Regions from separate parts of the Homo sapiens genome. Here region 2 is linked to region 1. The links are chromatin contacts, found by Hi-C or POLR2A ChIA-PET in ENCODE. All regions are on one chromosome and are shown on one strand. The core of a region is the stretch at or near the end of the contact, and the rest is flanking DNA. Distances in the headings are between cores, read along the strand shown. Region 1 holds the start of CBLB (Cbl proto-oncogene B). Region 2 overlaps C3orf52 (chromosome 3 open reading frame 52).

Region 1 (4,566 bases), core at 325-2,824:
TTGTAGATAAATGCAATGTGAAAACAAGGAACTACTCTTTAATTACTGGCACAGAAATAATGACAAGGAAACAAAATTACTTCCTGAATCACACTTTATCACCTGACTGGTTGCAAAGGCACATTTTTTTTCTGTTTTCGTCAAATTAAAATCTTAACCATGTAAATTCAAGGCTGTAAAGGAAAACTCAGGATCCTTCATAGTAATAATTACAGTATTAAAATTCTTAGTTGCTAGAAAGTGGTTAGAACCATTGAGAAACATTTTATCAGGTTACGTGGTTAGAGCAAGATTTGAAAAAACAAAATCAAAAACAAAAAACCCAATGTAAAATATCAGAACATCTGAGATGTCCAAGCTGAAAAGTGTAATAAACGCTATCAACTGTAGTGGAAAGAAAGTTCCAAAGTATGAAGTCCAGAGCAATTGTTGGTAGCATGAGTGGTGGGATTGAAGTAAACTGAAATAAATGGAAGGCATTTGTTTAACCTATGATATTGCTGAAAGACAAGTCCCAGCACAGTAGCTTTCTCCTTTAAAGACTAGCCAGATGTCGGCCTTTTTAAGAGCACAAAGAAGGGAGCCACAGAAAGAGGTAACAATGCTGGTAGAGAATGGCAGCTACAGTAAGGTTGTTTTTAAATGGATAGAAATCTATGTAAAGGTGACTCCGACAAAACACAGTAGCTGTCTCCTCCTCAGTCATTTAGGCAGAAACTTGCACTAAGTAAAAAGGTGCAAGGTATTTATCAGCAATTCCCATTATCTGGTACTTTTATTGCTTTGGCATGATTAGCAGAGACTGTTTGGCCAGCGTTGTCAACTATTTGCTTTTTCATCAGCCTGATGTTTGGTCTGCAATCCCTCTAAAACTAACAGCAAAAGAGAAACTCGGAAACTTGGGAAGTTTCAGTTGGCATTCAGATGTCACCCCAGCCTACTCTCTGTGAGATTTATTCTGCATTTTAGAAGCTCAGTGGCTGTTGCTCTTTTTGATAGCCAACAAGAAGCAACGTCATAGACCTGTTTGGCTGCTGTCCTGGGTAGAAGGGTTTGGCAGCCCTAGGGAGATGAATTTCTCCAGCGTTGGACCCGCCCAGAGCGGAGAAGCAACACCCTTCCAGCCACTACTCTGTTGCTATGAAACAAAAGACTAGGAAGGTAAGCGAAGCAGGAAGTCCCGCCTTTCAGCCCCAGATGGCTTTGGCTCCCGGTCCCGACGCTCACGCCCACCTGCCACCCCTTATTGGTTAGCTCCTTCGTGCCTTGCATCCCTTCGTCCATTTCCTTTCCCGTTTCCACTTTCGTTCCCGGGAGAGTCCAGGCCCCTCATTTCTCTCCGAGTCCAATTCCTTTCTGACGTGCTGCGAGCGGGCCTTCCTCTGGGGCCATTGTGTACTGTGGAGGACGTGGACGGGGCGGCAGCGCGAGGAGGACGGGCGCCTCCCGTCCATTGGCTGCACCCGCTGTCGGGCAGTGCGCGGTTGCGCGGCATTGGCTCAGCGGCGCCCGGCCCCGCCCCCGCCCCGCCCCGCCCCGAGCCTGGGTCCTGTGTGTGCCACAGGGGTGGGGTGTCCAGCGAGCGGTCTCCTCCTCCTGCTAGTGCTGCTGCGGCGTCCCGCGGCCTCCCCGAGTCGGGCGGGAGGGGAGAGCGGGTGTGGATTTGTCTTGACGGTAATTGTTGCGTTTCCACGTCTCGGAGGCCTGCGCGCTGGGTTGCTCCTTCTTCGGGAGCGAGCTGTTCTCAGCGATCCCACTCCCAGCCGGGGCTCCCCACACACACTGGGCTGCGTGCGTGTGGAGTGGGACCCGCGCACACGCGTGTCTCTGGACAGCTACGGCGCCGAAAGGCAAGAAGGGAAGGGGTCGCCGGGGAGGCTCCACACTTCTTGCCGGCCCGGGGGCCCGGGGTAGCCAGGCGCGGGCCAAGGAGGAAGAGGGGACAGCCCTGGCTCTCAGCTGCCTTTGCCGCCGCCGTCCAGTTTGAAGTGGGGCATTTAAAGACCAGAACCCGCAGGCCGGGGAGGAGGGAGAGGGCGTCCAGGCAGACGGCGGTGAGGACTGCAGCAGGCGGCCGGGAGGCGCGTCCACCCAGGCGCCGAGCCCACAGTGTCCCTCCCGCGCCCTAGACGGACGGTGCTGCGGGCACGGGAGGGACACTTTGTCCCCTCCCAGTCCACCTTCCTCCTGCAGCTCAGACCCGAGGGGCCGGGAAGGGGCCTGAGCAGGGAAGGGACACAGGCGTCCTGAAACAAAGCTTTGGGTTGAGGGCAGAGGCGAGGAGCCAGAGAAGTGAACTCCTCCTTTCCGTGGCCGCTCTTGTCATTTTTCTCTTTTCTCTTTTCAAATGGGCTATTTGTGTGTTAATTTCATTTGGTTCTTGGGAATAACGACTCACCGCGTTGATTTAAAGAAAGGTGTTCGTGTGTCCGTACTTGGTGGTTTTAGTGTGGGACATGCCCTGCGCTTTTGTTGACAACAGAGCTGTCCCTTACGTTTGTGTAGGATAATCTTTATGTTTATGTAACTTGGAGAAATCTAACAGAGTGAAAGTGAAGTTTCTGCGTAAGGCTCCCAAAATGTATGATAGGACCTTCAGTTGTTCTGGTATTTTGAATTGGAATTAAGGCAGGAGGGGAAGAACATTCTGTTTTTATCTAGGTGGGGGAAACCTGTTTAAGTTTTGTTTGTTCTTTTTTTTTTTTTTATGAGTTGAGTATTAGTTCAGCCTTAGCTACTTGAAACGTGAGCAGGATGCATCTTTAACTCTTAGTATTGTAAAAGCAAATCTAGGATCACTGCTCTTAAAACTACTGTGTGTAAAGATTGAGAGTGTAAATTCACAAGCTTATTGATAAAGATGAATCCGGAACTTTTGGTTTTGCTCTAATCGATGGAGGAAGATGCAGTGGTACAAGTTAGTCTCTAGTTTTCTGGTGGGTAAATATTTTCAAAACCAACTAACTTTTCTTTTTTTAAATCTGCCTTTTAAAGAACTAAAATTCCAGATGGCAAACTCAATGAATGGCAGAAACCCTGGTGGTCGAGGAGGAAATCCCCGAAAAGGTCGAATTTTGGGTATTATTGATGCTATTCAGGATGCAGTTGGACCCCCTAAGCAAGCTGCCGCAGATCGCAGGACCGTGGAGAAGACTTGGAAGCTCATGGACAAAGTGGTAAGTTCTGTCTGACGTTGCCTGTGCGAAACACTATTCACTTTGTCTGTGGTTTCTCCAGATTTATTTATACTGTTAATTAATACCAACCATTGTTATGGCAACAATCTTTTGATTTCAATTCATCATTTTTCTTCAACTCTGTGTTTTTTGAAAAGTTGGATTCAAAGACTTTTTTGTTTTTTAACCTTTCATCCTTTCTACTCTTTAAGGTTCAGAGTTCCTCTACATGACTCAGTATGTAAAGTTTTACCATTGGCTGCTTTTTGTTGGTGTATGGCCATAGAATGCTTGGAAGTGTTTGTTCTGTCTTCTGTGAGGTTGTGTTGCTCTTAGATAACAAAAGAGTACCAGCAGGTTATTTAAGTCTTTGACCACTCATGACAATCATCTGGTATGATACTGAAAATATTTACTGGGGAAAGAAACAGATTAGTTCTTAAGTGAAGAAGCAGTAGTTGAGGGAGTTTCCATTTTCATCTTTGAGAATTCATCTTCATTAAGAAACTTTTTTTGTTGTTAATGGGAGAGTTAACAGTTTCTTTCATCTACTATTCCATTTTGAAACAGGAAACCTTTCGATGGCACATTGTTTATTGTGAAAGGAAAATTTATGTTGGGGGTGGTGAGGCTGAGAGTATCAGAAACCTCTGTGGTTTCTGCATGTTGCTTTCAGACAAACTATAATTTCACAAGAAGAAATCATGATGGGTGTCAGTATCCAGAGAAGTCAATCTGAATACCTTACAGAGATTTACTCAGAAACTGTAGCTGTCAGTATCCTACCTTACTAAGTATGATTATAAAATAAATTTAAGATGTAGCTTGCTGCTTTGCAAAAATTAATAATTCTTTTTTTTGAAGCAGTAGCACTGTCCTGGATTTATTAGTAAATGTTTGGAACACATTATGACTTTATTTCATAGATATCTGGGGCCAATTATAAGTTTAGTTGAGGCAAGACTCAGTATCTTTATAACTGAAGAAATGGAGGTTTTAAAAACAAATTTCTGTGTAAGGATGTGCCAAAGCATCCATGAAATCATGTGATAACATTCATCTTTGCTTTGATTTGCTCCTGTCTGTAAATATTGGCTATAAAAGCCACTATCAGTAGTAGTAGCAACATATGAATGTGACAAGATTTCCATTATTTTCATTTATTCTGATGGAAGGGACACACAGATGAATGACTGGCCTGTCATTCTACAGGCAATGGTGCTAAATGCAGAGCCAGAATATTTTTGCCAGATAAATAGCCTTAGTTTTGGGCTTCAGTGTGACCTATTTACGCTTCTGCCAATTTATTCAAATTGTTATATTAAAGTGCTCCAGACAGAATGATGTCATAGTGTCAGAATATTGCAACTTGCTGCTTGGGGTTCAGTTT
Region 2 (4,286 bases), core at 1-2,500, 6.2 Mb before region 1:
TACCTCATCCTAAGAAGACACGAACATGTGTAAAGGAAGGCAAATCTTCTTATTCAAATCCCACCAGTGCTTCAGGATTCGGCTTCAGTCCTACTTCCTACAAAAAAACGTCCTCTGATTATACTGACCACTCTTTTCTCTGACCACCCGCAACCCTACTGTTTCTGTTTGTTTGTTTGTTTGTTTGTTTGTTATGGAGTTTCACTCTTGTCACCCAGGCTGGAGTGCAATGGCGTGATCTCAGCTCACTGCAACCTCTGCCTCCTAGGTTCAAGCGATTCTCTTGCCTCAGCCTCCTGAGTAGCTGGGATTACAGGCGCCTGCCACCACGCCTGGCTAATTTTTAGTAGAGATGGGGTTTCACCATGTTTGTCAGGCTGGTCTCGAGCTCCTAACCTCAGGTGATCTGCCTGCCTCGGCCTCCCAAAGTGCTGGGATTACAGGCTTGAGCCACCGCGCCCAGACTGCCTTTGTTTTTGACCCCTGGGTATTTTTTTCTGCTGTTTCCTGTTTCATCTGTACTGATCCTGACTCCTTAATAAGACTAACAGCTTCTTTTCTTATTGTTGTCTTCTCCACTAGTATCCCCATAGCCTTCCATAAAACACATCATTTTTTCAAATCTGTAGAACTAAATTAAATTGAAAGGCAAAAAAGAATCAGACACATGGCTGGAATTTTTGTTGGCAGAGGAACAGGAGCAGGTTCTGCTGATATGGCTGTTGCCATTCTATCCATATCTAAGTGACATCCAGAGAAGAGCAGTTTTCTTCTCAAATCCTTCAATTATTAAAACCTCACTATGTACCAGGCATTATGCTCATCATGATGTTGTGTGATGACCAGTAGATTTATCTCCTATAGCAGAACAGTGCATTTGTAAGGGCCGTTTTTTTTCAAACACCACCAAATATGTTAGTCACAAAGGTTAGTTTTTTCCCATACCATTTGGGCAGAAAAGTCAAATCTATGGAAAGTCCTCTCTATGACTTGCAAATGGTCAAAACCCAAGACAAGGTACTTGCATCTTGGTGCTTTCTGAACAAGAAGGGAAGAACAAAACCAAATCCTGCCTCCAGACATGAACAGGCTGTTCCTTCAAGTCCAAGCCCTTTCAGATACCAAGTCCTGCCAGAGAGGGCCTCAGAGAAAGAGGAGGGGATGGCCTCTGCCTGCTCTTGCTGGAACAGAGGGGAGAACCCAGGCCGCCCCAGCCAAACTTGGCTTGATCTTATTCACCCAGAAGAGGAAGCTGCCCTAAGGGAAATGAAAAAAATTATGCTCAACACCATTTACTGCAAAAAACAAACAAACAAAAACCCAGCCCAAAGCTCAGCCAATGGGAATGCAACAACACAGATGCAAAAATAATGTATTGTAAATGTTTTTAAATCATTCTCCATTAAAATTTTTCATTATTTTCTACAAAATACAAATACACTAAGGTTCACATTTAACATGCAGAAAATAAAGAGGAAGAAGAGAAATCCACTAGTTTCACTAGTTTAAGGAACAATCACTAAAATGAGACAATGATCTATAGTACATGTATCTTCTAGTTAAATAGGAAAGCAAATTCACATTATCCAGAGTCCTGGGTCATAAAGAACTCAAGTCAAATCTAGTCTGAGGCAGACACTCTGGCTCGTGCCCGCACACAGCTGCCCTTCACACTGACTTTAACCCAGGGCTCATTTAACTGAGAGGCGAGATCTCTCACAATACAGCACAAAACTCTTTCTCCTGGTAAATTTCTTTTCCCAACAAAACAATCAGTTCCCTCACAACAGGCAATTCTGTATCTGTAGACAACCAATACAGTTGCTAATATTCCTCCTACCCCCCAAATAGCTGGCAAAAGCTTCCAAGAGTTTATTTTCAAAGAAGAGTGGTTCTTCTTGTATCACAACCATCTGTAACAGGATACACAATCATTGCCTGAAGACACTGAGTCCCACAGGAAGGTTTGTAGCACTAGGCAACAAAAAGCCAATGCGTAATATCCAGAGCAGATATTAAACAGCCTTAATGATTCTCTAATGGAAGTTTATAAAAATATAAATGGAGTGACTATCCAAAGTGATAGTAGTGTGCTCAAAACTCACAGAGACCCATATTTCCAAAAAGGTGTTCAGGAATCACAGGAACAACGAGGAGCTGCAAAATAATGAAGAAACACATAGCTCCCGTCTGTAACTAGCTATATACATAGATTTCAAAGTAACCTTGGTGGTGTTCCTAAGGCTGGCTGGCTAAGATACTCAGGTACAGGTCATGGAAGTAGACACAGAACCACACTGCTGAGGTCTTCTAAAGTGCCTTCCTTTTCTTCACAGCCTGGCTTAGAGGTAGATCAAATCGAATGGTGGGGGGGAGGAGGATGACTTCAGTGAATAATTGGCTTAGTCTTCGTAACCTGGCTGCCTGCCTCTCCGTGCTCTACCAGCTCATGCTTACGCGATCCCACCTAAAAGAAGACAGTGCACCTCTGCACTAAAGAAAAAGTAGCCCAGGTGGGTGGAGTGCTTCAAGAATAGCAGTGCCATGATCACGCCACCGCACTCCAGCTAAGCGACAGAACGAGACCCTGTCTCAAAAAACAAAACGAAACAAAACAAAAACAAACAGAATACCAGTGACCTCCAACAGTGGGACATACCCGCTGACCCTATCGCCCCCACCCTAGCTGGCTTCCTGCCTTTGTCAAGACTGGACCCAGCTGAAGCAGTGCTCGGGAGCTGTTTTACTGGGCTTAGAGCCAGACTGTAGAATCGGGAGAGAAAGGAGTCTCCACCCCTCTGGTGTTGCTGGTGCTTCTGTATTAATCCACAGAATCTTTTCTGCAAAACAGAGTGAATTCCCTTCATCTCCAGGACTTGGTAGAGCACTGCTTTCAGACAGAGACCAGCCTCCATCACTTCATTCTAAAAAGAAAACACAGATGAACAAAAGTTACTGATTTTTAAAACCACTATTAAATGCTTACGTTTTCATTTCATTTCATTGAATTTTAGTGTAAAATCTTAGATAAAATTGCAAGGTTTATACATTCCTAACAGAGGAAATTTAGTCTTCAGTCCAACACACACACACCGCTCTGAATACATTTCAAAAGGCAAATGACATTTATTGTTTCTTGCTTATTTGTTTGGGTAGGATGCATGAGAAATAATTTTGATGATGTGGTTTTTGGGTGCTAAGGACATTTTAACATCCAGTCCCTTTTCATAATCTAACCATAAACTCTAAAATTTCCGTTTTTAAAACGTGTAAAATATACTGTGAGAAATTCTGATGAGAGAAATGGTGTGAACCCTAGGGCACAGCAGGTGCAGATGCAAAGCCCCAAGCAGACACAACACAGGGGGAGCCCGCCGGGGTCTACAGACCAGGAGTCCAGCCTCGCCACCACTGACAGGACTGACAAGATTCACTATTCTCCCTACCTGGGGCTTTTTCCTCTTCTCTCTCACAAAAATCCTGGTTTTGCCCTTTTTCCCTACTCAGTCTACTAGCTGACTCCTTCCCATGTGAGAACAGTACCAAGTACCTCCTCTGTGTCCAAAATAACTCATGATGCTGACCTATTCTTCGACCTTTGTAAAACAGACTTCCCCCTCCTAGCCCAGGGCCCCACTCATCTAGGAGGTGAAGAAGACCAAAGATAGGGAAGGGTGAGGGATGATGGACTTAAAAAATTCCTTTATCATTATATTTTAAGTTTTTATTTTTATAAGGCATCCAAATATGCATGCAGTCAGGTCAAAATAATCGCCGTATTTCCAAATTAGAGAATGAGAAGCAAACACACACAAAACCCCTCAGGAATCTAAATTACAATCTAATTTTGGATTCTGCTTCTAAAGCGCACATATACAAACCCCAAATGGACCATAGGCTGGCCTCAGGGAAATACTCGGAATCCCTGAAATTGTCTGTACAATTTTGTGTTGTGGGGAGAAGTAGGTACATTTTTTTTTCCTGGGGAGAAGGTACACAGCTGTCTTCAAATTCTCTAAGGAGCACACAAACCAAACAATTTTAAGAATCTTTGCTCTTTGAAGACTAAGAACATTACCATTGTGGGAAACTAGTTGCCTGGGTAATCACAGGGCGGGGATGGTAATCCCCCAAGCCCACAGCTCATGAGCACGTAGAAACTGGCGTAAGAACTCATTCCATCCCTCTTGGTCCCTCCCAGGGCCCTGGGCCTCTCCCTGACACATTTTCCCTTTCTCTAGAGTTTGCCTCTGAGCTCATCCCCCATCTGCCTGCATGCCTGCGAT

The links. A loop is a pair of places that touch in the nucleus more often than their neighbours do. ChIA-PET counts read pairs that join two places held with the same protein, here RNA polymerase II (POLR2A). Pooled maps may share reads with other maps.
Region 2: a pooled map shows a loop between it and region 1 (4-fold over the local background). The contact joins the enhancer-like site here to the promoter of CBLB in region 1. A Hi-C loop is called at or near these places in 1 of 37 single-sample maps with no recorded cell type and 2 of 50 pooled maps. POLR2A ChIA-PET finds 5 or more read pairs at or near these places in 1 of 52 experiments (OCI-LY7).

What each region holds. Positions count from the first base shown.
Region 1 is chr3:105,866,020-105,870,585 of GRCh38, reverse strand. CBLB (Cbl proto-oncogene B) reads left to right here and starts at 1,574. Exons shown (of 19, transcript NM_170662.5): 1 at 1,574-1,850; 2 at 2,995-3,176. The coding sequence starts at 3,009. RefSeq lists a silencer at 1,376-1,605 and enhancers at 3,363-3,452, 3,573-3,622, 3,653-3,702.
Region 2 is chr3:112,115,280-112,119,565 of GRCh38, reverse strand. C3orf52 (chromosome 3 open reading frame 52) reads right to left here. Exons shown (of 6, transcript NM_024616.3): 6 at 1,356-2,924. The coding sequence ends at 2,920. Among named protein-coding and RNA genes, the nearest start is that of MIR567, 4.6 kb to the right of the region's middle. RefSeq lists enhancers at 3,375-3,434, 3,991-4,080. Within about 2 kb of position 1,250, at least 5 of the 41 ENCODE cell types and tissues checked have a DNase peak (open chromatin) inside an H3K27ac peak, as active enhancers do; they include OCI-LY7, where a contact is called at or near this core.